Regions from separate parts of the Homo sapiens genome. Here region 1 is linked to region 2. A link is a loop called in an ENCODE intact Hi-C map of the cell type or tissue named here. Cell type or tissue: natural killer cell. All regions are shown on one strand. Links, peaks and the distances in the headings refer to the core of each region. The heading gives the core; the rest is flanking DNA.

Region 1 (15,499 bases), core at 4,839-12,838, 530 kb before region 2:
ACCCAATATGGCTGGGAACACAACTTCGTCAAATAAATCAAACAAAGACGTGATACCACCTTCTCCCCTATTTAGAAGACAAAATAGGGGAGCCAAACCCTATTTGGCTGACAAAATGTCAGCCAAAAACTTTTAAACCAGCACGCCAAAAATGTAGTTGTCTTGGAGAAAAGTTCATTATTCATTTTAGAGATCATTTTGGAAGCCAGTCAAAAATGTTCTGCAAATAGGAAAACATTATTCATTTATTATTAATCTTGGTTTATCCAGACAAAGCAGAGATTGGCAAATTCAAGTGCCTACTGGGATAAGGAGTTACCACGAGTGCTTGGATGTCAGCTATAAGAGGGTTAGAGGGGCCTGTGTTAAACTGGAGAATACAAGACCACTTAAAGGCATTCAAAATTGAAAAACTTATAAACATTTTGTTGGAAAAATAAAATATACCTTCAGGCTGCCACTTTTGACCCCAATTTAAAGTCTATTTAAAAGCAGCAATAATTTTTGTTTTAACTTTGCTTAAATTTTTCACTTAATTTTTTCTCATAGTATCTAAAAGTATTCATTATAGCGTGTACTTCACATGAAAACAAAATCTAACAGGATTACCAATACAAGTAGCTATGAGGGAAAAACTTAAATAGTAGCAATTGATAAGTGTAATTTCTACTGAGCTGCAGCAGAGAAAACAGAACACACAATTACCGATTACTGAGTAGGTCTACACTGATTTGTGAAAATAGATATTTTGCCATGTGAGGGTGAGTGATATTTAGGAGTTGGGAACGCTGAAATTTTACTTAAATCTTATTTAAACTGTTAAGTTTTGTTAAAATGGAATTATATAAAATACATAAATGCTGAATTCATCTTTTGCTTCCACTGTTTAAATTTGGTTGGCTTTGGAAGCTAAAGTATGGAGCAAATGAGAATAAGATTCTTGTGTAAGGCAATAAGTCTCCTGGAAAGAAAAATGTACTTTATCTTCCTGGATTATTGCTTTGAAAATTTTAACAGATGCTATTATGATGCATCTGTAGGATGCTATCCCACTTTTTCCACAGTTACAAGTCCTTATTTTGCGGTGGAGAGAGAAGGGGCAGAAGAGAGAGGTGGCAACAAATTTAAGAAACTTGGCCCAGCTCCTAGTCCCAGGAGAAAATCATAATTAATGTAGGACCAGCATCACAATGCCATTCCCTTTGGCTAGTAATGGCAGTCAGCACTTATTGACCCAGTTCTGGTCAATAAGATGTAAGTAAAAGTCTGCTTTGGGTGTAATAATTCTCATCGTTTCTTTCTTTTAGAGATGGGGTATTGCTATGTTTCTCAGGCTGGTTTTGAACTCCTGGCCTCAAGTGATCCTCCTGCCTGGTCTCCCAGCTGGTAATAATTTCTATTAAAGATTTTCTTCCTGGTAAACAGGAGAGAGTACAAGAAGAACTGTGATCTCTTCTTTTTTTTTTTTTTTTGGGATGGAGTTTTGCTCTTGTTGCTCTGTCATTTAGTAGAGACAGTGTTTCACCATGTTGACTAGGCTGGTCTTGAACTCCTGACCTCAGGTGATCCGCCCACCTCCGCCTCCCAAAGCGCTGGGATTACAGGCATGAGACACCACGCCCAGCCATTCTTTTCAACCCCTCTACCACCACCACCAGAGGATGTGTTGGAGCTATAGCAGCCAAAAGCCTAAGGATAAGGCCAGGCGCTGTAGATCAATTATTAGCCACTTTTCCTGTAAACCTAAAAGAAATTAAAATAAATAGTGCAGGCCGGGCACAGTGGCTAACGCCCAGCGCTTTGGGAGGCTGAGGTGGGCGGATTGCCTGAGGGCAGGAATTTGAGACCAGCCTGGCCAACATGGTGAAAGCCTGTCTCTACTAAAAATACAAAACTTAGCTGGGCAACGTGCTGCACATCAGTAATCCCAGCCACTTGGGAGGCTGAGGCAAGAGAATTGCTTAAACTTGGGAGGTGGAGGTTGCAGAGAGCTGAGGTGGCGCCACTGCACTCCAGCCTGGGCGATGGAGTGAGACTCCATGATTAAAAAAAAAAAAAACCTACAGATAAAAGTTAACGTGCTTAGTACGGTAGACTGGAAAAATAGAAAGTATGAGTTCTTCATAACTTCGTGGGTCCACAAGCCTTGAGACCAGCTTCTTCTAGACTCCTTGTTAAGAAAAAAATTAAATATTCCCACTTTATGAATGAGTTTCTGTTATCTTCAACTGAAAACATTTCTGGGAGATACAAAAATAGATCCCCTAAACAAGCTCCTGTAAGTCTAGTAATCAGGGAAAAAAACAAGAAAAACAATCAAGACGGCTCACAGTAGAAGAGAAGGGGCTCTAGAAAATGTAGTTTACTCAGTATTTTTATTCTCAGTGCCTGGTCCCACCCACACACCTACAACTTTGGTCTTTTTTGTATAATTACTATTGCTATGTTGCTGTTGTTGTTATTACATTGACTATCTCTTCAAAAACTAGGATTTTTAAACTTGGTACATGGGCTTTATGTATAGAAAACACTCAGATACCTTATCATATTCATTTGCTGTCTGGCCTAGATGGTTGGGTATGATGGAAATATGAAAATGATATAGCTGGATTTATTCTCATATAGACTAGCTACATTTAGTGGAGAAAATGCTTTTCCTTCCATCCAGATAATAACCTTGAAGTAGATTACAACAAAATCTCTTACTTTTGAAAACTAAAATATAATAACAAATGATAGCAATAGTAATTTTTTAAAATCCAAGGTATTAGACTTATATTACTGATTGTAAATCAGTATGATCAGCTTTAAATATATGAGAGGAATTTAATTCATTCTATAAACCATTTTTATTAGATACTACTATTGTATGCATTAAATAGTGGATTAGTACTTGCGCCATGTCCCACCTAACTCCTTCCCATCCTCAGGTCAAATTCAGCCCTTTGTTGAGATTTTATTTTGGCTAGAATATTTTAGCAAATGTATTGAGTTACAAACAACAAACAATAACAGTAATAACATTAATCCATTTAACCAACAAATTAATGAATTTTGGCAAATGTTTATTTCTATTTAGCTATCACAACAATCAAAATATAACTTCAATATTTCTATCGTCCTCAAACATTCCTGTATGCTTTGGCATTCAGTTATTCTTCACCCTAGGCTCCACTGATTTGCTTTCTGTCTCTGAGGTTCTGTTCCTTTTTGTTTTTTATTCTTTCCCCTTCTGAACTTCAGTTTGGATAGTTTCTATTGCAGTGTCTTAAAGTTCACTGAATTTTTCTTCTGCAGTGTCTAATCTGCTCTGAATCCCATCCTTTGAATTTTTTATTTCAAATATTATACTTTTTATCATTAGAAGTTCCATTTGGTTCTTCTTTATATCTTACTGTCCTCATAATATTAATCTCCTTTTAATTCTTCTAGAATATATATATATAAATATATATATATATATATATATATAAAATTTCTTTTTTTGAGACAGAGTTTCACTCTTATCACCCAGGCTGGAGTGCAATGGAGCAATCTTTGCTCACTGCAACCTTTGCCTCCCAGGTTCAAGCGATTCTCCTGCCTCAGCCTGCCCAGTTACTGGGACTACAGGTGTGTGTCACTACACCTGACTAATTTTTTGTATTTTTAGTAGAGACGGGGTTTTGCCATGTTGGCCAGACTGGTCTTGAACTCCTGATCTCAGGTGATCTGCCTGCCTCAGCCTCCCAAAGTTGTTGGTATTACAGGCGTGAGCCACTATGCCTGGCCCTTCTAGCATATTTTAAGAAGATTTTTTTAAAAGTCCTTGTCTACTAAGCCTATTATTCGGTCTCTCTGTTTCCATTAACTAATTTTTCTTCTGATAATGTGTTACACTGTCCAGTTTTATGGAATATCTAGTTTTTAAATTAAATGCTTGACATTATTTTGGGAGGTTGGATTTTATTTTATTGTATATTTTTAAAGAGTGTTGGACTTTGTTCTGAGAAGCCACTCATTCCTTTCGAGTATTTTAAGTCTGTTAAGGCAAATGTAGGGTATGCTTTACTCTAGTGTTAGTTTAGCTCCCCTACAAAAGCATAATCTCTCCAGGGTTTCCACCGAATGCGCCGGTGTGTTCAATCAGGCCCCTCAACTCTGGCTGGCTAGGACTCAAGTGTGGCTTAGCTTCTGTGAGTTCTGGGAACTGTTTGGTTATCACCTTTCCCAAGTTGTCATTTTCCTGGCCATGTAAGATGTATGCTTTATGCAAAGGTACTCTAAAGATTTCTGGAGCTCTTTGGGCAGTTTCTCCTTATAATCATTCTGCCTTCAAAATGCTAGCCAACATAGGATTCCTGAGCTCCAATCTCTGTTGCCTTATTTGCCATGCTGTGTGTCAGATGCCCTTCCCTGTAGCACTGTCTGGAAAGGGCCTCTAGGAAGAAAGCCAGAAAGATAATGTTTTCTCTCTTTCATAGACCACGATCCTGTGCTGCCTGTTTTCCAATATATGAAAACTATTACCTTATAAACTTTGTCTAGCTTTCTAGTTGTTTATGGCTGGAGGGTAAATCTCATTCCAGTTACTTCCTCATAGCCTCAGAACAGCATTTAAAATGTTTTGAATGTTAATACTTTATACTGGGCATATATTCTCCAGAAAACGGTATCCCAACTCACACTACTCCTTATGTCTAGCACCCCTCTGATTCCCACATTTATATTACTTCTTGAACCCAGAAGACTTTGGAATTTCCAATTACACCAATTGTTACTAACCCTTATGGTGTCATTTTAAAAAGATGTCCCTCAAAGCATGGTCTAATGAAATTTTAATTTTTAAGAACTATCAAAAAAATTTCATTGTTATGGTTAAATTTTCCAGAGAGATTTAGTACTGCTCTGATAAACCCAAAAACCCTTGGCATTTGTATGATTTTAAATTAAATTCTCTAAAACATATCAAATAACTGCCTTTCTTCTTATAAAGGGGATGTGGAGCATTAACCTTTTCTTTGATGACTAATGGTCATCATTATGACCACTGGCTATTAAGCTTTATTGAAATTCAATCAAATAAATCAAAATTACTATTGAGAATGGTGCTTAAGGAAGGTTATTCCAGCATCTTTGTTCAGAATAAATGTTCAATTTTTATTACTCTACTGTAGTATATTTTTCAGGGTATGTAGCTGTAGTAACAAAATAACCAAAAAAAAAAAAAAAAAAAAAAAAAAAGGAAGTGGCTCAAGCAAGATTTAAGTTTATTTTTCCTTCACATAAATGCTCAGAGTATGCTTGGAAGTCAGGCAGCTCTGCTCAAGTGGGTTTTACAGGGTCCCAGATTCTTTTCATGGCTGCCTAGTCATTGACTCAGGTGTTGGCCTCATCTGCAAAATTGAAGCCAGAAACCACTTGGGCCACCAAAGAATAGAACAAAACGAGAATACAGGGGGACAATCTATTTCTTTTTCAGGAAGCAACCCAGAAATTGTAAATTTCACTTCTCATTCTCTGTTGGTGAGAACTTACTTGCCTAGCCACAGCCAACATTAAGGGAGTTTGTGAAATGAAGCAATTTGCCCACTGATCTGCTGAAACTTAGGAGATTATAATACAAAGACAAAAGGAAGAACCAATACTGGTGGACAAGTTATAATCTCCACCACTTATTATTTTAACATTTAACTTTTGGTTGTGCTTTGTAGACAAACAACCTTGTAACATTGTTTATAGCATTTACAAGTTAAAACAGTTTATCTTCAAAGCAATGCTTTTACATGCTTTAGAACCAAAGCAGATTTTTTTGACTGAATAGTGAAAATTTATTCATTTCTTTATTGCATACTTGATACATAATAACCTTATGTAATGCTCTATGGAGGAGTTGAAGATGGTTCTTGCTCTCCAGATACTGGACTTTAATAGGGAAGACAAAGTAGGCACAACACATGATTACAGTAGTGTGCCAATAGGTGCCAAATGTTATACCAGGGCATAGAAACAAGTGCTTACTCTTAGATAGTGACCAGGAAGATGTCATTGAAAAGGTAATACTTCCACTGAAGATGAGTACAGTTGTAGAATGAGTACAATTTTTGTTAGAGTAAATATGAGAGGAAGTCAATGCAAAGTTATGAGAATAAAAAGAGAGAATTTCTAATCTGAAAGGAAGGAAAGATTCATCCTGAGAACAGTAGAGAAAGCAGGAAGATCAATTTTGAAAAGGCCTCGAAACACAGACAAGTAAGAGGTTTTGCTATGTTCTCTTGCTTTGGGGCTGAGGGTGAAGTACAATGGAAATTTTTTCATCATTTGAGTGTCTTGATCAGAGTAGTGTTTTTTAAAATTGTTTTGGTAGTGTTAGGAAAGATAGGTCAAGTTGAGAAAGAAACAGGAAGGAAGATAATTTTATTGCAGAAACACAGAAGTCAGATAATAAAGGACTAAAGTAGGGAGTTCTTTGTCTTGTAAGTTCCATAACATTTTTTAAATGATAGTACTGATCATCAGATTTAATGCAAGCAAGTGGAATTACTTGACAAGATTGAGAAGAAGGAGTGAGGAAGGCAGTGGATGTGCTCTGATGAATGTATTGGTTTGCTAGGTCTGCTACAACAAAGTGTCACAAGCTGGATGACTTAAACAACAGAAACTTACTGTCTCTCAGATCTGGAGGCTAGAAGTCAAAATTTAGTGTATCAATAGGGTTGGTTCTTTCTGATGGCTGAGAGATGGATCTGTTCCTGATCTCTCTCCCTGACTTTGGATGGCTGCCTTCTCCCTATGTCTTCACGTCATCTTCCCTCTATGTATATCTCTGTGTCTAAATTTCCCCTTTTCATAAGAACATCTGCCATATTGGATTAGGGTACACCCTAATACCCTCATTTTTACCTTTCTGTAAAGACCCTAAAACTACCTCTGTAAAGATCTCCAGATAGGGTCACATTCTAAGATACTAGTGGTTAGGACTTCAATGTATCTTTTGGGGGGACACAATTCAATCCATAACACTTGGCTTGTAGCGGCATAACCACAACATTTACATGGAGTCTCCCTGTGTACATGTCTGAGTCCAAATTTCTTTTCATAAGGACACCAGTCATATTGGATTAGTGGCCTACACTTCTGTAGTAGGACCTCAAGTAATTATATCTACAGTGACCCTGTAAGGCTCTTTGTGACCCAAATAAGGTCACATTCTGAGGTACTGGGGGTTAGGACTTCAACATATTAATTTAGTGGGAGAGGTGGGGGAGGCACAATTCAACCTACAACAATGAAGATTCACCTAAAGTATTCATTGCTCTAAAAAACTCAATACATTTTAGGAAAATCTATCACATATTCATATATTCATAAAGATATGTGACTTATAACGCCTTATAAATATGACAATGAGAGAACAAAAACATTATCAAACTCAGTTTTTATTGATTCTGCTACTACGTAGATGTGGTTAAGACAAGGCATCCTAAAACAAAATTTAATAAAATGATCTTAACAAGAATAACCAAAATTTCCTTCTTTCGACTTCAAAGCTTCCTTTCATTAACATTGTTCTTAAAAGAGAAATAACACTTGCAGCCTAATCTCAATTATCAACTTGTATATTTTGGTTTGCATCAGCATATCTCTAATGCACCACTTTATTGGTGCATTATTGCCACTGTACTCATTAAATTCAGCTTTCCCCAGTCCTCCTCATTTTAATTGGAAAAAAGCTAAAAAATACACTGTTTTGAAAAATTCAAACACTGTAGAAGAATACAATGAAAGGTCCTTTCCTGAGCGCCCTACCTCAATCCTAATCTCGTAAATTACAAACAGCATATTGTAACTCCATCCACATATTTTCTATGCATGAATGGGCATATATATGTCTTCATTCCACATTTTATTGTAAATGGGATTTATTTTGCACATTGTTTTATAACTCATTTTTTTCTACCTAACAATTTTAGAGCATTTTTCCACACAGGTACATATCAATCTAACTCATTTCTTTAAAACAGCGGCAGATAATTCTTTGTAACAAATTTAACTTGTGTAAGGAGTTAAATATGTTACAAAGGGGATTTGGACGACCACCAGATGGCACTAGCACACAGTTTATTTGGGCAGAGATTGACAGATTTGCCTGGGGGTGAGGGTGGGGGTTGGGGTGAGGACAGGGGCAGTTTCTCAGTGACAGCATGATACCTTCCAAAGGCAAGGGTGCACAGGCGACTTTCCAGAAGGGACATAGAGGAAGATCTGAGGGAGAGTATTTAGAGGGGGTTATGTGTCTAGGTGGTGTCACTCAGCAGCATGGTGGGAGTCTCTGGGCAAAGAACTCTGAGAGAAGCAGTGGCCCCAGCGTTTATCTAATCTATGGGACCTATGGTTAGCAGATGTTGGGTGCAGTTTCTCAGGATGTGCAAAGCAGGCAGGCTGTAAATGGCTAACAATCTGCTTTTGGGGGCTATATTTTAAAACAACTGGATGTGTAGAAATTTAAGTTTGGCCGTAGCCGGCTTTTGAGTTAAGAAGTCCCAGGCTGCTGTGAAGAAGTAAACAACACAGGGCCAGGGGCCATTTTAACTCATTTTTGTAACAACTAGCTCCTTATTGAAAGGCACTTTATGATTTTTCCCAAGCCAAAAAGAAAAGAAGAGTCACAAACAGGTCAAAAGAAAAATTACTAATTTATATATGACAAAAGTCTAATTTTATAAGTATAATCAGGACTCCTAGAAATAAGAAAAATGATAAATTAGCACAGCTGTCTCCAAAATCAACCTTGAAAACTACAGAAACAGGAAGAAATTGGCTGTTGGAAGTAAATGAAGACTGTGAGAAACCCCTGGGAAGAAGGGAACTAGTGACTAGAAGGGAGGGAGGCAGCCGAAGAGCACAGCAGTCACATGGGGAGGAGGATGTCCCTGGAAGCTTGGGAGGCTCTGGGGAGGTCATATATAATCTTAGCTCTTGTCTCCCGTACTTCACCTGGGAAGCTTTGCTGCCCTCCCAGTGTTGTGAAGCACTACCAGAGGAGCACAAGGCCAGGCTAATAAGGAGCTGATAGAAATAGGACTAGGATGAATTGTACCCTGGAATGTTCAGGCCTCCAACTCCTGTCAGCAGAGGTTATTGGTCCCTGGAGCTCTCTCCTCTGAAACTTAACCCTTCTGCTTTCCTCAAATTCTCAAAAAAGGATTCAGTTGAGAATGTGTCTTTGAGCACTTCCCTAATAGACAACACAGAGCAGTATAGCTGATTTCATCAGTAAATTAATGTGATGCTACAGGTTCAAAGAAACTAGGTACCTATATTAGTCCATTTTCACACTGCTATAAAGATACTACCGGAAACTGGGTAATTTATAAACAAAAGAAGTTTAATTGACTCACACTTCCGCATGGCTGAAGAAGCCTCAGGAAATTTATGATCATGGCAGAAGGTGAAGGGAAGCAAGGCACATCTGACATGGTGGCAGGAGAGAGAGACAGCAAGCATAGGAAATGACAGACACTTATCAAATAACCATGTCTTATGAGAATTCCCTCACTATCACAAGAGCAACATAGGGGAAACTGCCCCCACGATCCAATCACCTCCCACCAGGTCCCTCCCTTAACATGTGGGGATTACAATTTGAGATTAGATTTGGGTGGGGACACAGAGCCAAATGATAACATTCCACTGCTGGCCCCTCCCAAATCTCATGTTATTTTCACATTTCAAAACCAATTATGCTTTCCAAACAGTTCCCTGAAGTCTTAACTGATTCCAGCATAATCTCAAAAATCCAAGTCCAAAGTCTCATCTGAGACTAAGCAAGTCCCTTCCACCTACGAGCATGTAAAATCAAAAGCAAGTTAGTTACATCCAATATAAAGTGGGGGTACAGGCATTGGGTAAATGTTCTCATTCCAAATGGGAGAAATTGGCCAAAATAAAGAGGCTACAGGCCCCTTGCAAGTCTGATATTCCGATACCCAGCTGGGCAGTCATTAAATCTTAAAGCTCCAAAATCTCCTTTGAATATAGAGATGGAAAATACAAAACATAAATACAAAATATAAAACATGATGCAAGGCAGTGTACAGCTTCTGTGGCTGCTTTCACAAACTGGTGTTGAGTGCCTGCAGCTTTTCCAGGAGCACAGTGCAAGCTGTCAGTGGATCTACCTTTCTGGTGTCTGGTGGATGGTGACCCTCTTCTCACAGCATCACTAGGCAGTGCCCCAGTGGGGAATCTGTGTGGGGGCTCCAACTCCATATTTCCCTTCTGCATTGCTCTAGCAGAGGTTCTCCATGAGGGTTCTGCCCCTGCAGCAGACTTCTGCCTGGACATCTAGGCATTTCCACACATCCTCTGAAATCTAGGCAGAGGTTCCCAAACCTTAACTCTTGTCTTCTGAGTACCCACAGACCCAACACCACATGGAAGCTGCCAAAGCTAAGGGCTTGCACCCTCTAAAGCAATGGCCCAAACTCTACCTTGGCCCCTTTTAGCCATGGCTACAACTGAAGCAGCTGAGATGCAGGGCAGCATGTCCTGAAGCTGCACAGAGCAGAGGAGTCCTGGGCCAGGCACACAAAGCCATTTTTCCCTCCTCACCCTCTGGGCCTGTGATGGGAGGGGCTGCAATGAATTTTCTGACATGTTCTGGAGACATTTTCCCCATTGTCTTGGCTATTAAAACATTCAGCTTCTAGTTACTTATGCAAATTTCTGCAGCTGGCTTGAATTCCTCCCCAGAAAATGAGTTTTTCTTTTCTACCACATGGGCAGGCTGCAAATTTTCCAAACCTTTATACTCTGTTTCACTTTTAAACATAAGTTCCAATTTCAAACCATCTCTTTGTGAATGCGTATAACTGAATGCTTTTCAGAATAAGCCAGGTCACCTCTTGAATGCTTTGCTGTTTAGAAACTTCTTCCATCAAATACCCTATATCATCTCTCTCAAGTTCAAAGTTCCACAGATCTCTAGGGCAGGGGCAAAATGCTACTAGTATCTTTGCTAAAGCATAGCAAGGGTGACCTTTGCTTCAGTTCCCAATAAGTTCCTCATCTCCTTCTGAGACCACTTCAGCCTGGACTTCATTGTCCATATTACTATCAGTATTTTGGTCAACAAGCCTCTAGGAAGTTCCAAACTTTCCCTCATCTTTCTGTCTTCTTCTGAGCCCTCCAAACTGTTCCAACCTCTGCTGGTTACCCAGTTCCAAAGTCGCTTCCACATTCTCAGGTATCTTATAGAAATGCCCCACTACCTTGGTATCAGTTCTCTGTATTAGTCTGTTCTCATACTGCTATAAAGATACTACCTGAGACTGGGTAATTTATAAACAAAAGAGGTTTAATTGACTCACACTTCCACAGGCTATACAGGAGGCATATAGGGAGCCCTATATGCCATATATGCCAAGGAAACTTGGCAGAAGGCAAAGGAGAAGCAAGGCACTTCTTACATGGTGGCAAGAAAGAGAGCAGGGGAAATGCTGGACACTTATCAAACAACCAGATCTCATGAGAACTTCCTCACTATCACAAGAACAGGATGGGGGAACTGCCCCCGTGATCCAATCACCTCCCACCAAGTCCCTCCCTTGACATGTGGGGACTACAATTCAAGACGATATTTGGGTGGGGACACAGAGCCAAACTATATCAGTACCTGAGGAGAACTTATAATAAAAGAAACTTGAAGCACACTGAATAACACATACCACATGAAGCAGATTTATTGGAAGAGATGGACCAATAAGCAAGCACCATATATATCTGCAAGAGTTAAGGAAGGATATTGATGATAGAACAAAGAAATAAGAAATTACTTTTAAAAATTGTAAATATTTATTTTAAAAATGAGATAGTTAAAATGAAGATGACAATAGGTGGGATATACAGCAAGATGATTACATCAAATAAGAAAATAGTAAATCAGGGCCAGGCGTGGTGGCTCACGCCTGTAATCCCAGCACTTTGGGAGGCTGAGGTGGGCAGATCATGAGGTCAGGAGATTGAGACCGTCCTGGCCAACACGGTGAAACCCCATCTCTACTAAAAAATACAAAAAATTAGCCGGGCATGGTGGCGGGTGCCTGTAGTCCCAGCTACTCGGGAGGCTGAGGCAGGAGAATGGTGTGAACCCGGGAGGTGGAGCTTGTAGTGAGCCAAGATCGCACCGCTGCACTCCAGCCTGGGCAACAGAGCGAGACTCCGTCTCAAAAAAACAAAAAACAAAAAACAAAAACAAAAAAAACAGAAAATAGTAAATCGGAAGATCAATAGAAACTCTCCCTAGGGCAGCAGAAATAAATAAAGAGATGGAAAATACAAAACATAAAAATGAAAAGGGGGCAATAAAAGTTAGGGAGGATAGTATTATCAATGCCCAGATAGTATAAATTCCAAAAGCAAATTGAAAGAGGCCACAGATTACCAAAGATGTATGTAACAAAATACCAATACCTAGAAACATAAAGTAAAATTGAAGAAGAGCAAAGACAGCAGATATTATTAAACAATTCCGCAAAGCTAAACCACTCACAAAGGAATGAAATTTAAGATGCAACTTCACAATAGGAATATTGGACTCACATTCTCCAAGAGAATATGAACTAATATATTTGTGGTTAAAAAAATTTAACATATTGCATTGTGAAGTGTGGCATATAAACATAAAAGTGCACAAAATGGAAACGTGAAAAAGAAAGAGTAATTATAAAGCAAACACCAAGGTAACCACCACAGAGGTGAAGAATATTGCTGGCCACCTATAAAAGTATCTGTAAAAAATGTAATCCATTTTGCCTGATTTTAAATTTTATATAAATGGGATTATACTGTATATATTTTTTTGTGCACTGCTTCCTTTACATTATGATAAAAATTTATCCAACTGGTTTAGTGTACTTGTCCTTTGTTCATTTCATTGCTATCTAAAATTTACCACACAACACTGTTATTACAAATAACACTACTGCTATTCTTGTATATGTACCCTGAGAGAAATGTGCCAGAGTTAGTCTATGGTATATACCCAGGAATGACACTGCTGCCTTAGAAAATGTACACATTTTAACTTTTAGGTAATGCCTAACTGTTTTCCAAAATTGTTAAACAAAAGTTGGCTCTTTGAAGTCAGGAATAAGACAATGTTGCCTGCCCTCTCTCCCTCCTTGTCTCCCTCTCTCCCTCCCTCCCTTCCTTCCTTCCTTTTCTTCTCTTTCTCCTTTCTTTCTTTTTCTTTCTGCTTTCTGTCCCTTCTCTCCGTCTCTTCTTTCTTTCTTTTGAGATGGAGTCACTCTGTTACCCAGGTTGGAGTGCAGTGGCAGGATCTCCACTCACTGCAACCTCCACCTCCCAGGTTCAAGCAATCCTCCCACCTCAGCCTCCCAAGTAGCTGGGGTTACAAGCATGCAGCACCATGCCTAGCTGATTTTTGTATTTTCAGTAGAGACAGGGTTTCACCATGATGGCCAGGCTGGTCTCACACTCCGAACTCCTGACCTCAAGTGATCTGCCTACCTTGGCCTCCCAAAGTGCTGGGATTACAGACGTGAGCCACTGCACCTGGGTGTATTTTACAAAAATCTAGGCCTGTAATTTTAACATAGGAAAATATTTTATTATTCTTAAAAAATTTAAAAAAAAACACCTTTGGCTCTCCCGGTCCTCAATTACGTAGGTTTTTGTCCTTGTTTCAATAGTTTATGCTTTTTATTCTATTCTACCTCCTTTTTTGACCTTATTTTGTTGGTTTTTTTTTTTCCCTAACCTCTTGACATATGGATGGCTAGTTCTTAATGTTCAGTCTTTCTTCTTTTCTAATATTTATACTGAAGCCTCTAATATTTACATGAATGGAGCTAATTATTACTTCAGGTGCATCCCACTAGTTTGGATATTTATTGTTTTTGTTATTGTTCAGCCCAAACTATTTTCTAATTCTCATTATGACTTCTTTAGTTCCTGACTTATTTCAAAGCACAATTTTTAAATTTCTCAATATATGACAATTCTCTAGTTGTCTCCTTGTTATTGGTTTCTAGTTTAATTATGAGGTGGTCAGAGAACATATTCTATAGATTTAAATCCTTTCAGATTTGTTTAGACTTGCTTTCTGACCTAATGTGTGATCAATGTTGTTAACTATACCATACGTATTTAAGAACACACGTATTCTTGTAAGAACTGGAAGCACTATTCTGTGTAGATTTGTTAGGTCAAATTTTGTTGTGGTCAAGTCTTCTCAGTCATTGGTGATTGTTTATCTGTTTGTTCTATTATTTACTGAAAAATGGCATGCTAAAATTTCCACCAAGGCTGTTGGTTTTTCAACTTGAAACTGCATCGGCTTTTCCATTATATATTTTGGGGCTGTGTTACTAGATGCACATGAATTTAAAATGGAAACTTTTTATCATTATGAAGTGATCTTTTATATATACCATATTACTTTTTGACCTAAAGTCTATTTCGTATAACATTGATATATGTATACCAGGATTGTTTCAGTTAGCATTCACCTAGCATAACTCTTTCCATTTATTTTTCTATTTTCGTGTACCTTAGATGTGTCTTATAAACAGGATACAGTTGGATGTTTTCAATACAATCTGACTTTTTTTTAGTTGGGGGCAGTTATTTCGTAATTACTGTTTTATGGATTTAAATCTACTGCCATATTTTTTTTTGTTTTCCTGTCTTATGTTTCATGTTTTCTCCTTTATTTTCTTAGTTGGAATTACCTGAGTATATTTTAATCATTCCATTTATTTTATTTTCTCTACTTGTGTGTAGCCTGTACAAAGTTAGGTACCCTGTTTCTATTCTTTTAGTTGTGACACTAGAATTATGCATTTGTACTTATTGTATCAATACCTAATGTTAATCAATACTTAATCCTCACACATACATACAACACACACATACACACACATCTGAGTATATTTGTTAAAGTACAGGAAAATATCTCTAAAGATGTCTCCAAATCATCTACAGTGGTTATTGCACGGGGCAAAGGGGAGGTTGAATTGGGAGGGGAAAAGTTGGGGGATTCATTTTGCTTATCACAGTGGTGCATACATATATTAAACAATGACAAAACATTAGCCATCATTATTATCTTTATTCTTGCTCTGTATAATTCATGTTTGTATTTGCTACAGTGTATTTTGAACATATACAGTATATTTTTAACATGTCTATAATCAATGTTATTTAGGGGTTGAATCTGAATGAGGAAAATATGAAGATTTATTTCTAAAACTCAACTAAAAATAAAAAATAAAAGTTTCAAGATATATGGTTTATTGAGTTGTTGGCAATTTGAAGTTTAGGAATGGGTTAGGAGTAGGTAGGAATTTTATGATCAATAGAGCAATCAGTAACAGCTAAAATAGCCAGAAGGAAAATTTAATAATTAAAAGATTTGCAGTAACATAGAACTTAGGAGGGTGATCTCCACAGGGCCAGACTTAGGGAATGGGGTAGGGTGGGTGAAAGATGGCTT
Region 2 (16,450 bases), core at 4,307-12,306:
GTGGTGATGCCCCAAGGATCTGGAACCAGAAATACCATTTGATCCAGCAATCCCATTACTAGGTATACAATGAAAGGAATATAAATCATTCTATTATAAAGATACATGCATGTGTATGTTTATTGCAGCACTATTCACAATAGCAAAAACATGGAATCAACCCAAATGCCCCACAATGATAGACTGGATGAAGAAAACGTGGTATATATACACCATGGAATACTATGCAGCCATAAAAAGAATGAGATCATGTCCTTTGCAGGGACATGGATGGAGCTGGAAGCCATTATTCTCAGCAAACTAACACAGGAACAGAAAACCAAGTATTGCCTGTGTTCACTCATAATTGAAAAGTGAACAATGAGAAAACATGGACACAGGAAGGGGAACAACACACACTGGGGCCTGTCGAGGATTGTGGGGAGAGAGAACATCAAGATAAATAGCTAATGCATGTGGGGCTTAAAAATCTGGGTGATGGGTTGATAGGTTTAGCAAACCACCATGGCACATGTTTACATACATATATATATATATGCATGTTCTGCACATGTATCCCAGAACTTAAAATAAAATACAATGAAACAATAATAATAATTTATTAGGAAGATATACAAACATAAATTGTATGCATATCATAATAGAAATCCTAAATAAATACAACAGAAATGGACAGAACCAAAAGTAGAAGTAAACTAATCTACAGTTACAGTTTACAATTTCAAAACAACTTTCTGGAATAGATGGAGAAAGCAAACATAAGGATAACCTATAACAACACTGTCAACCAATTCCACCCAATGACTGCAGAATAGAAATTATTTTATCAAGTGAAAATAAAATATTCACAAAAATAGATTATTACTTGGGCAATTAAAAAAACTCAATAAATTGGAAAGAGCTGAAATAATCATGTATATATTTTCTGGTCATAACAGAATAACATTAGAAATCACTAACAAAAAAGTCTGAAAAATCACCCCCCCCAACTGGAAGTCAAGTAATGTCTTTAAATAAAGCCCATAAGCCAGAGAAGAAATCTCAAAGACAACTAGAAAACATTGGGAAATAAATAAAAATAAAAGAATGCCCATCAAAATTAGTGAGATGTACTTAAATAAGTGCTCCAGAAGAAATTATGGCTCTCATACTTCATGAAAGAGAAGCAAAAAGGTCTAAAAGTGATGATATAATATTTACTTTAAGCAGCAATAAAAGTAGAGCACATTAAAAAAAGGTCAATAAAAGAAAGGAAATAATAACCAAATAGAGGGTATTGGTAAACTGGAAAAAACAATAATGCAGAAAATTAGTACAACCAGAAGCTGATTCTTTGAAAAGATAAATAAATCAAAAGAAAAGTAAAAATACTCTGTTACCAATAACAAAGATAAGAGGAAACATTACTATATATTTAACAAATGCAAAAATAATTTTAAAAATTATGATCAATTTTATGTCATTAAAATTGAAAAATTAGATAAAATATTTAAATTTCTTTAAAAATGTATATTAAGAAAAGTGAAACACGAAAACAAAGTGTGAGTAGCCCTAATTTTAATACCGCAATTAAATTAATAATTTAAAACTTTCCAACAGATAGGACAACAGACTTCCAGTTTTAAAACAGCAGTGTAGAAGGAAGCTAGCTTCACTCCCCTTGCCAAAACAAAAACAAATATACAGCACCAGGATTTTCACCAGCAAGTGAACAAACTCTGAGCAGATGGTAGGATAGTTGGACTTCCACATTCACAATGTCCCTCCCTGCAACTCTGCTTGGCAACAAGTGCATGGTAATCTTCCCCCAACTTATGGTTTCTATACTAGAGAAAATGAGATTGAGGTGGTCAACCAGCTTCTGTGCCATCGTGGGTGCCCTTACAGGAGACCTGTCCCTGCCTTACCTCATGGGAAAATTCATGACTGTCTGAAAGGAAAAATATTTCTGAGGACAGTTAGAGAAAAATAGAGGAAGTGGGACTACCATCCCCAGGCTTGGAAACAATGCTCTATAACTTAGTCAAAGAAGATGACAAATCAGAGTGGCTGTTTGGCAGCACCACATTGTAGGAGTTCCATTTCACAGGGCCATTGGGCATAAACACCTATCCAGCCTTACCATGCTGCTGGGATAATCTGTATGGGACCTATCCCATTTGAAACAGGTAGCAGTCCTATCTAAGGAATCACCTAGAACCAAAAAGGAGATAGTGACCAAGCAATAAAGATTTCCCAAGCAAACATATCCAATGAAAACCAAAACAAGCTAATAATAGAAAACTAGAATAAATTACTAATCATCCAAAGCAAAGATATAGATGTATACCCACGAGAAACAAACAAACAAACAAAAAAACAACACAGAACCATGACCTCAACAAAAGGATAAGCAAAGATCCAGTGACAGACCCAAATGAGGCAATAAATTGTAAGTTCTCTGAAAAAGAATTCAAAATAGCAGATTTAAGAAGACTCAGTGATCTCCAAGATAACACAGTAAAGCAATTCAGAAATTTTTCAGAGAAATTTGACAAAAATTGAAATAATAATTTTAAAAATCTAACAGAAATCATAGAACTAAAAAAGACATTTGTTGCACTGAAGAACTCATTAGAGGCTCTCAACAGTAGAGTGGACAAGGAGAGAAAAATACCAGTAAGCTTGAAGACTAGCTATGTGAAAATACACAGTCAGAGGAGAAAAATGAAAAATAAAAAAAAGGAAAGGAATGAAAACCACCTACAAGATATAGAAAATTACCTCAAATTAACAAATCTAAGAGTTATTGGTGTTGAGAGGGAGCTGAAAATGTGCAAAAAGTACAAAGTTTATTCGAAGAAATCACAACAAAAAACTATCCAAAAATTGAGAAAGATGTAAATATCCAGATACCGGCAGTCCTAAGAACACTAAGCATATTCAACCCAAAAAGACTACCCCAAGGTATATAATAATCAAACTCTCAAATTTCAAGGACAAAGAGAGGGTTCTAAAAGCAGCAAGAGAAAAGAAGCCAATAAAATTAAATGAGCTCCAATTTTTCTGGAGACTTCTCAACAGAAACCATACAGGTCAGAAAGGAGTGGAACATTTACGTAGTAGACAAAGAAAAAGAAGCACCATCCAAGAATACTATGTATCCAGCAAAATTATTTTTCAAATATAAATGAGCGATAAAACCTTTCACAAATAATCAAAAGCTGAGATAATTCACCACCATCATTCCCATCTTATAAGAAATAATAGAGGGAGCTCTGAAATCTGAAAAAAAAAAAAAAAAAAAAAAAAAAAAAAAAAAAAAAAAAAGAACATGCAAAAAGAAAACTTTTTGGCAGGGCGTGGTGGCTCACACCTGTAATCCCAGCACTTTGGGACTTTGGGAGGCCGAGGCAGGCGGATCACGAGGTCAGGAGATCAAGACAATCCTGGCTAGCACGGTAAAACCCTGTCTCTACTAAAAATACAAAAAATTAGCCGGGCGTGGTGGCAGGCACCTGTAGTCCCAGCTACTCGGGAGGCTGAGGCAGGAGAATGGCGTGAACCCGGGAAGCAGATCTGGCAGTGAGCTGAGATCGTGCTACTGCACTCCAGCCTGGGCGACAGAGCGAGACTCCATCTCAAAAAAAAAAAAAAAAAAAAAAAAAAGAAAGAAAAAAAAAGCAAACTTTTCAAGGTATAAAATCCACAGGTAAAATTAAGCACTCAGACAAACCCAGAATATCCTACTACTGTAATTGTGGTGTGCAATCCACTCATAATTCTAGGATGAAGCCCATATGCAAATCTATCAAAAACAATAATAGCTATAGCAACAACTAAAGAGATAGGTAATATAAAAATATGTAAATTGAGACAAGCAAAAGTCAAAATGTGGAGGATATAAAGTTAACATGTAGAATTTATTTCTCTCTCTCTCTCTCTGTGTGTGTGTGTGTGTGTGTGTGTGTGTGTGTGTGTGTGTGTTTGCCCTGGTTTCTTTCTATTTTTCTATTTGTGATCTAAGATAAGTTGTCATCTCTTTAAAATAACTTGCTATATCTATAGAATTATTTTTGTAACCCTTGTGGTAAGCACGGCACAAAAACTTATAATGGATTCACTAAAAATAAAAAGCAACAAATTAAACTGTCCTACAAGAAAAAAATCACTTATCCATAAAGGAAGAGAGTAAGAAGGAAGAAAAGGAGAGTCTCATAATAGCCAGAAAACAGGTAACAAAACGGCAGGAGTAAGTACTCACTCTATCAATAACACTTATTAATAACTCTGAATGTAAATAGTCTCAATTCTCCAATTAAAAGGCATATAGTGGCTGAACGAATTTAAAAAACCAGGACCCAACTGTATGTTTCATTCAGGAAACACACTTTACCTATAAAGATGCATATAGGCTGAAATTAAAGGAGTAATAAAAGATATTCCATAAAACTGGAAACCAATAAAGAGCAGAAGTAGTTACACTAATATCAGATAAAACAGACTATAAATCTGTTTATAAAAAGAGGAGAATAAGTTCATTACATAATCATAAAAGGGTTAGTTCAACAACAGAATATAACAGTCATAAATATGTGTGCACTCAACACCAAAGGTCACAAGTATGTAAAGTAAACATGAACAGATCTAAAGGGAGAAACAGAATGCAAAACAATAATAGTAGGCAACTTTAACACCACACTCTCAGTAATGGACAAGTCATCTAGACAGAAAATAAAATGAAAAACAATGGGATAAAACCACATATTAGATAAAATAGACCTAACTGGCATTTACATAACATTTCATCCAACTGCTGCAGAATATTAATTATTTTCATCACTACATGGATCAACCTCCAGAATACACCACATCTTAGGCAAAAATACAAGTCTGAACAAATAAAAAAAAGGCAGAAATCATGTCAACTATCTTTTCTGACCACAATGGAATAAAACTAGAAATCAATAATAAGAGGAACTCAGGCAATAGACAAACACATAAAATTTAAACAACATACTTCTGAAGAACCAGTGAGTCAATTGAGAAGTTAAGAAGTACATTTAAACATTTCTTGAAACAAATGAAAAGGAATATAACATACCAAAATATATGGGATATGGCAAAAACAGTAAGAAGAGAGATTATAGCAAGAAACACCTATATCAAAAAAGTTGAAAGACTTCAAATAAACAACCTAATAATGCACCTCAAGGAATAAAAAACCCAATTAGTAGAAGGAAAGAAGTAATACATATTCTTTAGAGCAGAAATAAATGAAATTGAGACCAAAAAGTACAAACACCAAATGAAACATAAACACGGTGTTTGGAAAAAATTAAAAAATTGGTGAGCCTTCAGCTAGACTAAGAATAAAGGATAGAAGACCCAAATAAATAATATCAAAAACATAAAAGAATATGTAAAAACTGAGACCTCAGTAATACAAAGAATCATTAGATACTATTATGAGCAACTACACACCAATAACTTAGAAAACCTAAAATAAATTCCTGTACACATACAACTACGAAGATTGAACCCTGAAAAAAGAGAAAACCTCAAAAAATCAATTAAGAAATAATCAAATTGAGCCATAATAACAAGTCTCTCATTAAATAAAAGTCCAGGACCTGATAAGTTCCCTGCTGAATTTTACCAAGCATTTAAAAAAGTAATGCAAATTCTACTCAAACTCTTTTACAAATTAAAGAGGAGGAAATACTTCTAAGCTCGTCTCACAAGGACAACATTACCCTGACACCAAAAGCAGATGAAGATACAATAAAGAAATAAAACTAAGGGTCAATATCATTGATTAACCTAGATGCAAAGTTCTCAACAAAATACTACCAAACTGAAATCAACAACATGTTAAAAAATCATTCACCATGATCAAGTGGGATTCATCCAGAAATGCAAGGATGGTTTAACTTATACAAATCCATAAACATGATACATCACATTAACAGAATCAAGAAAAATCTAACCATGTGATTATTGCAATAGATGCTGAAAAGCATTTGACAAAATTCAACATCCCTTAATGGTAAAGAAAAAAAAAGCTCTCATTCAATGGGTACAGAAGGAATATATCTCAAAATAAAAAAGTCCATATATAACAGCTACCATCATACTGAATGGAGAAAAACTGAAAGACTTCCTTTTAAGGTTTGGAAAAATACAAGGATGCCTACCTTTACCACTTCTAGTCAACAAATATTGAAAGTACTGGACAGAGCAATTAGGCAAGAGAAAAAGATAATGAACATCTGAATTAGAAAAAAAGAAGTCAAATTATCCTTGTTTGAGTATATTATTTTAGCTTTAGAAAAACCTAAAGACTCCATCAAAAAACTCTTTTTTTTTTTTTTTTTTTTTTTAGGCGGAGTCTCATTCTGCCATGCAGGCTGGACTGCAGTGGCGCAATCTCGGCTCACTGCAACCTCTGCCTCCCAGGTTCAAGCGATTCTCCTGCCTCAGCCTCCCAAGTAGCTGGGACTACAGGAGCATGCCACCACGCTCAGCGTTTTTTTTTGTTGTTGTTTTTTGGTTTTTTTTTTTTTCTGTATTTTTAGTAGAGATGGGGTTTCACCATGTTAGCCAGGATGGTCTCAATCTCTTGACCTCGTGATCTGCCAGCCTCGGCCTCCCAAAGTGCTGGGATTACAGGAGTGAGCCACTGTGCCCGGCCAAAAACTCTTAAAACTAATAAACAAATTCAGTAAAGTTGCAGTATACAAAATAAACAATAAAATCAGAAACATTTCTATATTGCAGTGGCAATCAATCAGGAAAAGATACATATATCCCATTTATATTACCTACAGACAAAATAAAATACCTAGAAATAAACTTAAAGAAATGAAAGACCTATACAAGGTAAATTATAAAACATTAATGAAAGAAACTTAAGACACAAAAATATGAAAAGATATTTCATGCTCATGATTTAGAAGAATTAATATTTTTAAAATGATAATACTACCCAAAGCAATCTACAGATTAAATGCAATCCCCATCAGAATACCAATGTTATCATTCACAGAAATAGAAAAAAAATCTTAAAATTTATATCAAGCACAAAAGACACCAAATAGCCAAAGCAATCCAGAGCAAAAATAACAAACTTGGAAACATCATAGTATCTGCCTTCAAAATTTACTACAAAGCTGTAGTAACCACAGCATGATACTGGCATAAAAACAGACACATAGACCAATAGAACAGAATGGAAAACCCAGATATAAATCCACAAATTTACAGCCAACTCATTTTTAACAAAGTTGCCAAAAATATGCAATGGTGAAAGCAAAGTCTCTTCAATAAATGATGCTAATAAAAACCTGGATAATGACATTCAGGAAAATAAAACTAGACCCCTATTCTCGAACCACGCCCCAAATTCAAATAAAAATGGATGGAAGATTTAAATCTAAAACCTGAAACTATGAAGCTACTAGAAAAAAAAATCTTTGGGAACAGACTCCTGGACATTGGTGTGGGCAAAGATATTTTGTGTAAGACCTCGAAAGCACAGGCAATAGAACCAAAAATTGACAAATGAGATCATATCAAGCTAAAAAGCTTCTGCACAGCAAAGGATACAATCAACAAACTGAAGAGACAACCCGCAGATGTTAAGAAAATGTTTGCAAACTGTATACCTGACAAGTTGTTAATAACCATAATATAATGAAAAGCTCAGACAACTCAACAGACAAAAAAGTAACTCAATTAAAAACTGGGCAAAAGATCTGAACACACATTTCTGCAAAAGAAACATATACATGGCCAATAGGTATATTTAAAAAAGCTCAACATCAATAACCATCAGAGAAACACAAGTGAGAACGAAAATGAGATACAAATATCATCTCATCCCAGTTACAATGGCTTATATCAAAGAAACAGTTAATAACAGATGCTGGCAAGATGTGGGGAATGGAAAACACTTATACACTGTTGGTGAGAATGTAAATTAGTACAGCTATTACAGAGTCAGTATGAAGGTTCCCCCAAAAAACTAAGAATAGCACCTTCAATAGGAATCAAAAAGTCATGTGAGGTATCACAGTACCTGGTTTGAACATAATATCGAGGAAAGAGGTATTGAAGAGAGTAGGTAAGACACTCTTGCATTGCCTACACCTCACCTACCCTAACTCCAGGCAGCACAGATGGGGAGGAAATGTGTTTTGTGGGGAGGGAGAGCAAAGTGAGTGTGGAGCACTATATTGGAACTCACTTCTGCCTTGTCACAGCAGAACACAGCACAGGGCAGAATTCTGAGAGTGCTCACGGAGGGAGCACATCTAGACCAGCCCTGGGCCAGAGGGAAATTTCTTACACCAGCAGGAAAAACCTCAGTCGTAGCTAGCTTCACCACTAGCTGACGAAATTGGCCTGGGTCCCAGAATAAATTTAAGTGGCAGTCAGGACACAAGGATCACAGTCCTAGGGCAAGTCCTGTTGCTGCACTGGTTTTGTAGGCAGGGAACTTGGGGTGCAACACCAACTGTGGTGTCCAAATGAATGCCAGTGTCACCCCTCCTACAACTCCAGGCACTGTAGCCTCAGTAAAGATTCCTTCTGCTTGACAGAAGGTGAGTACAGAAGACTGTATCTTGCAACTTGGGTGCCACCTGAGCCTAAGTAAAATGAAGCATCAGGAAGATTCCTGAAACCCCAGATTCCAGGTCTTTGCTCCTGGATGGTGCTTATAGATCTACCTTTGGTCAGAAGGGATTCCATTGCCTTGATAAGAAGGACCCAGCTGAATTAACCAACTGCTGACTAAAGTGGTCTTGGGCTTTGAGTAAATAGCAGCAGCAGCAGCAGCCAGGCAATTGTGGCCACAGGCTTTGGGTGAGTCCCAGTATTTTGCTGCTCTGTAAAAATTTGGATGTGACCCTGAACAGTGCCAGCTATGGTGGATATGAGAGTGTCCACATCACCCCTTTCCCCAATTTCAGATAGCCCAGGGCCAAGAGAGACTCCTTTTGATTGGGGAAAAGAAAGTGAGAGACTTTGCCTGGTGACCCAGGGAATTCTCCCTTATCTTACCCAAGTTCACCAAGGCAGTGTCTATAGGAGGCGACAGGATTTGCACCATTCCTGAGCTTATGGAGCCCCCTAGTGCGAAACAGTTGCCGTGACCACAGGCTTTGGTCACAATACTCACTCCCCTTGGAATTTGTAAAAAGCCCTCTCAAGGGTGCATATAAACAAGCCCAGACTGTGAAGATTAGTTTAAATATATAAGTCTTCCATGCCCAGACATCAGTGAATGCCCTCAAGCACCAAGAACACTCAGGAAAACATGACCTCACCAAACACACAAAAGAAGGCACTAGCAACCAATACTGAAGTGATGGAGATATGTGATCTTTCAGACAGGGGATTCAAAATTGTTGTATTGAGGAAGTTCAATAAATTTCAAGATAACACAAAGAAGGAATTAAAAATTCTATCACAAAAATTTAACAAAGTGATTGAAATCATTAAAAAACTCAAGCAGGCATTCTGGAGCTTAGAAATACAATTGAGAAACATAAAAATGCATCAGAGTTGCTCAACTGCAGCACTGATCAAGCAAGAAAGAATTAATGAGCTCAAAGATAGGTTATATCAATATACACAATTAGAGGAGAAAAAAGAAAAAAGGATAGAAGGAGAATAAAGAATGCCTAAAAAAATCTAGAAAATAGCCTCAAAAGGACAAATATAGGCGTTATTGGCCTTAAGGAGGATGGAAAGAGAAAGTTTATTCAAAGAAATAATAACAGAAAATCTTCAAAAACTTGGGAAAGATATGAGTAGCCAAGTACAAGAAGATTTTAAAAATCCAATAAATTTAACCCAAATAAGACTACCTCAAGGCATGTAATAAACTCTCAAAGGTCAAGGATACAGAAAGGATCCTAAAAGCAGCAAGAGAAAAGAAGCAAATAACATATAAAGGAGTTCTGATGTTTCTAGCAGCAGCAACTGTGCAGGTCACAAGGAAGTGAGATGACGAAGTCAAAGTGCTGATGGAAAAAAAAATCTTTCAACCTAGAATATTACATTAATCAAAGTTATCCTTCAAACACAAACTAGAAATAAAGACTTTCCTATACAAACAAAAGCTGAGGAATTTCTCAACACCAGACTTGCCTTAAAAGACATGCTAAAGGGAGTCCGGGTGTGGTGGCTCACACCTGTAATCCCAGCACTTTGGGAGGCCAAGGCAGGTGGATCAGGATGCAGGTGGATCATGATGCAGGTGGATCAAGAGATCAAAACCATCCTGGTCAAAATGGTGAAACCCCATCTCTACTAAAAATACCAAAAAAAAATTAACTGGGCATGGTGATGCACCTCTGTACTCCCAGCTACTTGGGAGGCTGAGGCAGGAGAATTGTTTGAACCCAGGAGGCAGAGGTTGCAGTGACCCGAGATCGCATCACTGCACTCCAGCCTGGAGACAGAGTGAGACTGCATCTCAAAAAAAAAAAAAAAGTAAAGAGAGAAAGCAGAAAGTCAAAAAAATGAGGACAGGGTGGAATAAAAAAGTGTAGAGGTTTTTAGTTTTCTCTTTGTTTGCTTTTTTCCCTTTCTTTGTAATTAGAGTTAAGCTGTTATCGGTTCAAACTAATTTGTATAAAATGTTATTTGCAAGCCTTATGGTAACCATAAAACAAAAACTTATAATAGATACATAAAAATAGAAAGCAAGAAATAACAACATATTACAGGAGAAAAACACTTTTACATAAAAGAAGACAGGAAGGAAGGAAGAGAGGAACACCCAAACAACCACAAAACAGATAACAGAATGGCAGTAGAAAGTCTTTACCTATCAGTGATAACAATGAATGTAAATGGACAAAATTATTCAAAAGACATAGAGTGGTGGAATCAATAAAAAACAAGACTCAAATATATGATGCTTACAAGAAACTCACTTCACCTATAAAAACACATATAGATTGAAATTAAAAGAATGGAAAAATATATTCCATGGACATGTAAACTAAAAAGAGCAGGAGTAGCTATAATTACATCAGACAAAACATATTTCAAGAAAAAAACTGAAAATGGTCATTATATAATGATAAAGGGATTGATACAGCAAGTTAATATAACAATTATAAATATACATGTATCCAATGCTGGAGCACTCAGATATATAAAGCAAATATTATTAGAGCTAAAGAGAGAGAGAGATCTCAATACCATAATAGCTTGATACTTCAACACCCATTTTCAGCATTGGACAGACCATCTTGACAGAAAATCAACAAAGAGACATCAGACTTAAGATTTACTGCAGACCAAATGGACCTAATAGACATGATCTGATTTCAAATTATACTACAAAGCTGTAGTAAACATCAAGGTACTAGCATAAAAACAGATGCCTCAAACAATGGAACAGAATAGATAATACAGCTATAAATCTATCCATTATGGTTATCTCATTTTTTGACAAAGGTGCCAAGGACATACGATGGGTAAAGCACAGTATCTCCAATAAATAGTGCTAGAAAAACTGGATATCCATATGCAGAAAAATGAAACTAGACCCTTATCTCTCACCATGTATAAAAATCAAGTAAAAATGGATTAAGGACTTACAACTAAAAATTGTAACTATAAAACTACCAGAAGAAAACACTAGGGTAACACTCCAGGACATTGATGTGGGCAAACATTTGTTGAGTAACACCTTAAAAACACAGCCAACTAAATCAGAAATAGACAAATGAGATCACATCAAGCTAAAAAAGCTTCTGCACAGCAAATAAAGCAATTAACAAACTGAAAAGACAGCATACAGAATGTGAGAAAGTGTTTGTAAACTTCCAATCTAACAAGGGATTAACATCCAGAATAGATAAGGATCTCAAACAACTCAATAGCAAAACAAACAATACAAATAATCTTACTTAAAAATGGACAAAAGATCTGAAAAGATATTTCTGCAAAGAAGACACACAAATGGCCAATAGTATATGAAAAAAAAAATGCCCAGCATCACTAATTATCAGAGAAATGCATGACAGTGAGATATTATTTCATCCCAGTTAAAATGGCTTATATCCGAAAGACAAGCAATAACAAATGCGGAGAAAGAGGAGCCCTTTATACGCTGTTGGTAAAAATGTAAGTTACCAACATACAGCAACTATGGAAAACAGTATAAGTTTCCCCAAAAAAAAAAAAAACTAAAAACAGAACTACCATGTGATCCAACAATCCCACTGCTGGGTCTATGTTCATAAGAAAGGCAATCAATATATCGAAAATATATTTGCACTCCCATGTATTACAGGAGTACCCACAACAGCTAAGATATGGAATCAACCTCAGTATCCATTAATGGATGAATGGACAAAGAAAATATTATACATATTGTATTAGTCTGTTTTCAGACTGCTATAAAGAACTTCCCTGAGACTGGGTAATTTATAAAGTAAAGAGGTTTAATTGACTCAGTTCCATATGGCTGGGGAGGCCTCAGGAAACTTACAATTATGGCAGAAAGGGAAGCAGGCACATCTTACATGCAGCAGGCAAGGAGTGTGTGAAGGAAGCGAAGGGGGAAGAGCCCCTTATAAAGCCATCAGATCTCATGAGAACTCACTATCACAAGAAGAGCATGGGGGAAACTGCCCCCATGATCGATCCAATCATCTCACACTAGGTCTCTCCCTCAACACTTGGGGATTGCAATACAAGATGAGATTTGGGTGGGGACACAAAACCTAACCATATCACATATACACAATGGAACATTATTAAGCCATAAAAAAGAATGCAATAAAATGGATGGAACTGGAGGGCATTTTAAGTGAAATAAGCCAGGAAGAGAAAGACAAATATCACACGTGTTCACTAATATGTAGGAGCTAAAGAAAAATAACTCATGGAGATAAGGAGTACAATGATGGTAACTAGAGGCTGGGAAGGATGCTGTGGAGGGGAGAATAAAGACAGGATGGTTAATGGGTACAAAAATACAGTTAGATAGAATGAATAAGATCTAATGCTCAGTAGCACAATAGGGAAACTATAGCTAACAATAATTTATTGTATATTTCAAAATAAAAGAGCGGAATTGGAATGTTTCAAACACAAAGAAATGATAAATAATTGTGATAGATATCCCATTTACCCTAATTTGATCATTATACATAGTATGCTTATATCAAAACATCACATGTACCCTATAAATATGTACAATAATTATGTATCCATTATAATTAAAAACTAAAAATTGGAAAAAACCCTCATGAACCTAAAGTCCAAAATATTTCAAATAATTTTAAAAGATGTATCTAACAATACTTGAAAATCATAATACATCATGATAAATGGGTCTTATCCCAAATAAGCAAAATTGGTTTAACAATTTCAAAAATTAATGTATTCCTTTATACTAAGGACCTTAAAAAAAAGGAGTAAAGATGGGGCACTCTCTCAACTTGATATAGGATATTTAGGATATTTATGAAAAACATCACACTTAATGATTAACAAACAAACTGAGGGCTTTCCCTGCAACATTAGGAATGTTCAATCACATTATTTCTAGTTAATATTGAATTAGGGTTCTAGCCAGTTCAATAAGGCAAGAAAGGAAGTAAAAGCTATGCTGAATGTTAAAAGAAAAGCCTACACAAAACAAAATTATCTTTATTCTAAAAACATAATCAGTTCTATAGAAAAGTCTAATGAACCTCACAGAAAGAAATTACAATTAATTGAATTAAGACAAATTACACAATTGAAAACCAATATGCAAGATGTCAATTGTATTTATATATTCTGACCACAAACAATAAGAAGCTATAATTTTCCAAAACACCATTTACAATAGCATCTAAACCAAGAATACTTAAAGATAAATTAAAGTATATGTAAGACCTAGCCACTGAAAACTACAAAATGCTGCTGAAATAAAATGAAGATAAATAAATACATATATTATTGTACGTTTATTTGAGTATCAATATAATTATGTGAATTCTTCCTAAATATATTTATAGATTCAATGCAGTAACAAGCAAAGTCTTAGTACCCTTTGTATAAAATTTTACACTCTAATTATAAAGTTTATATGGAAATGCAAAGAACCTAAATTAGCAAAAAAAAAAAAAAAGTTGAAAAAGATCAAAGTTGAGGAACATGCATTATCAGGTTTCAAGATTTTATAAAAAGCCACAGGAATTAAAACTTTGTGGTGTAGGTATATGGATGGACAAATGGATCAAGAGAAATAAATAAAAAGTTTTGGAATACTTTCCACACATATGCAGTCAATTGATTTTTCTACAAATGTGCCAGGATAATTCATCAAAAATAATTATATATTTTTTAAACCAAATGATCTGGTAATATCCGTGTATATATTTGGAAATAAATAAAAATTGAACTTTGCTTCACACGATAAACAAAATTTCACTCAAATTAGAGCAAAGATCAAAATATAAGATTCAAGACTATAAAACTTCTAAAAGAAAACATAGGATAAATTTTTTTGGCTAAGTAAATTTTTTTTTGCTAAAAGAAATTCAGATCATACATAAAAATTGATAACTTTATTCAAATAACAACTACCATGTCTTTGAAAGACACTGTTAAAGAAATGAAAAGGCAAGTTATGACATGGAAAGACACATTTAACATATATGGCAACATATATATGATTATATCTATATATTTATACCTTAAACTCTGCCTATTTAGACATAGTTATATATTACAAATATGGAAAAGAGCTGTTATCACTCAATAATAGGAAGACAATCTAATATAAAATTGGCAAATTATTTTAATGAATGTTTCATCAAAGAAGATATATATTTGATAAATAAGCATATCGAAAATGCCCAATATAATAAATAATCTGGGAAATGCAAATTAAACCATAGATACCACTACATAACCCATTAGTAAAACATATTTTAAAAAGTTATATTATTATGTTTGTGTTTATTATATTTACATGCTATTGTATAATTGACATAACTTCTTGATAAATTAAACTTTCTGCCTTTTATTGCTACTTTTGCTTATCATAATAATGCAATGGACTCATCACAGAATGTGACATGGTGGTTTTCAAGTCAATAATTTTCATATGAAGGGCAAAGTGCTATCAGATGGCACTTAGATTATTTCACAACAATCATCTACTAAGTTAGTTCCTCTAAGTTTTACCTTTAAAATCCGTAATCCACAAGAGAGGTTACTATATTGGTCCTTCAAAAATTGCCTGTGATTTTGTGAAAGTGTTTGTCTCTTATTTCCTGCTGATCTCTCTTCTATTCTGCTCAGCTCTGTATCCTGGGGCTGATTAACATAGACTACATTTTGGTCTGCTGCCTTTGGCTGGGTTTGGTAAATGGGAGGCACCAGCAAAGGAATGAAGAGTGCCAGGTGAGTGAGGTTAGGGTATTTGTCTTCCAATTCTCTCTGTTTCTTACATTTCCAACAGTACTCACTTTCCTCTTTAGCTATAACACCTGTTGAGTGGGTCTTCAATTGCGCTAGGTCTCTCCAGGTGCACTGTATTTTCTTTGCTGTTCCCTGCAGGATTTCCACTACCATAATTATTCACTAAGTGTCTCGCTATCCCTTTTTGGTTCACTTAATTCTTCCTTCTTTGAATTATTTTTAGTAAAACCATTTTGAGAATGCCATCTGTTTTCCACCACAGCCCTAAATGATACAATAACTGGTATCATGAGTGAGATTCTGGGATGGGTTTGCTCTCTTGTCTGTGAGCAGATGGAAAACCCCATTGTTGAGGGAAATAGAACACTGCAATCTGTGACAAAGTAGCATCACAATTTTCAATTTCTCACTAGAATGACGTGAAATTAATTACTGATTGAGCACAAAGCATTGGGCAATCAATTGTCTTTGACACTTCGTGGATATGGCAAAAATGGTGATTGCAAAGGTTACAGAATGAGGCAAAACTGCTTCTGACAATTCTGGAGAGTTTACACAAAGATAAATATATACTTAAAACACTGAGCTCCCAATTCATGTCACAGGTGGAGATCCAGAATATCTTAATGGCAGTCTTAAAACAATCCCTTATTTGGGATAGTATAGGGCAGACATGGCTGAAGACAAAGCCTGAGGCCTAATTGTAAGGGTGTAGAGTTGCAGTGTTAGTGAAATGTCCAACTTGACAAACTGTTTACGCTAAGAAAAGCTGTCGGGAAAGAGTAGAACCATGAGATTACGGCAAAAACAGGCAAAACTGAAATTTTTAATTCAAAAGTCCTCCCATATTGTTTTTGGCAGTGGAAGCAGTTCATCTCCTTTATTTCAGAGAAGCAATCTTCCTTGCAAAGAACTGTTTTAGTGACTACACTTTGCCTCAAAAATAGTATGGTGATTTTACTCAGGATTTAACTTCACCATCTTTTATTGCCTCCAGTTCCTTCATAAGAGTTTACTAGAGAGG

The links. A loop is a pair of places that touch in the nucleus more often than their neighbours do. Peaks named below come from ENCODE experiments on the same cell type or tissue, not always from the same donor. Only the 100,000 strongest peaks of a DNase experiment are listed, where the experiment ranks them.
Region 1: a loop joins it to region 2, with 4 times the contacts of the local background. A loop is called at or near these places in 12 of 110 quality-filtered maps.

What each region holds. Positions count from the first base shown.
Region 1 is chr4:163,476,919-163,492,417 of GRCh38, forward strand. It overlaps LOC124900805 (a long non-coding RNA gene), which reads right to left. Exons shown (of 2, transcript XR_007058354.1): 2 at 15,096-15,499. Among named protein-coding and RNA genes, the nearest start is that of TMA16, 10 kb to the right of the region's middle. RefSeq lists a silencer at 5,419-5,558. In natural killer cell, for the core only: CTCF peaks have their summits at 8,041 (motif pointing right) and 8,251; a DNase peak (open chromatin) is centred at 8,103.
Region 2 is chr4:164,003,724-164,020,173 of GRCh38, forward strand. All of the region lies in intron 2 of MARCHF1 (membrane associated ring-CH-type finger 1), which reads right to left. Among named protein-coding and RNA genes, the nearest start is that of MARCHF1, 370 kb to the right of the region's middle. In natural killer cell, for the core only: no CTCF peak of the experiment used is centred there; a DNase peak (open chromatin) is centred at 9,108.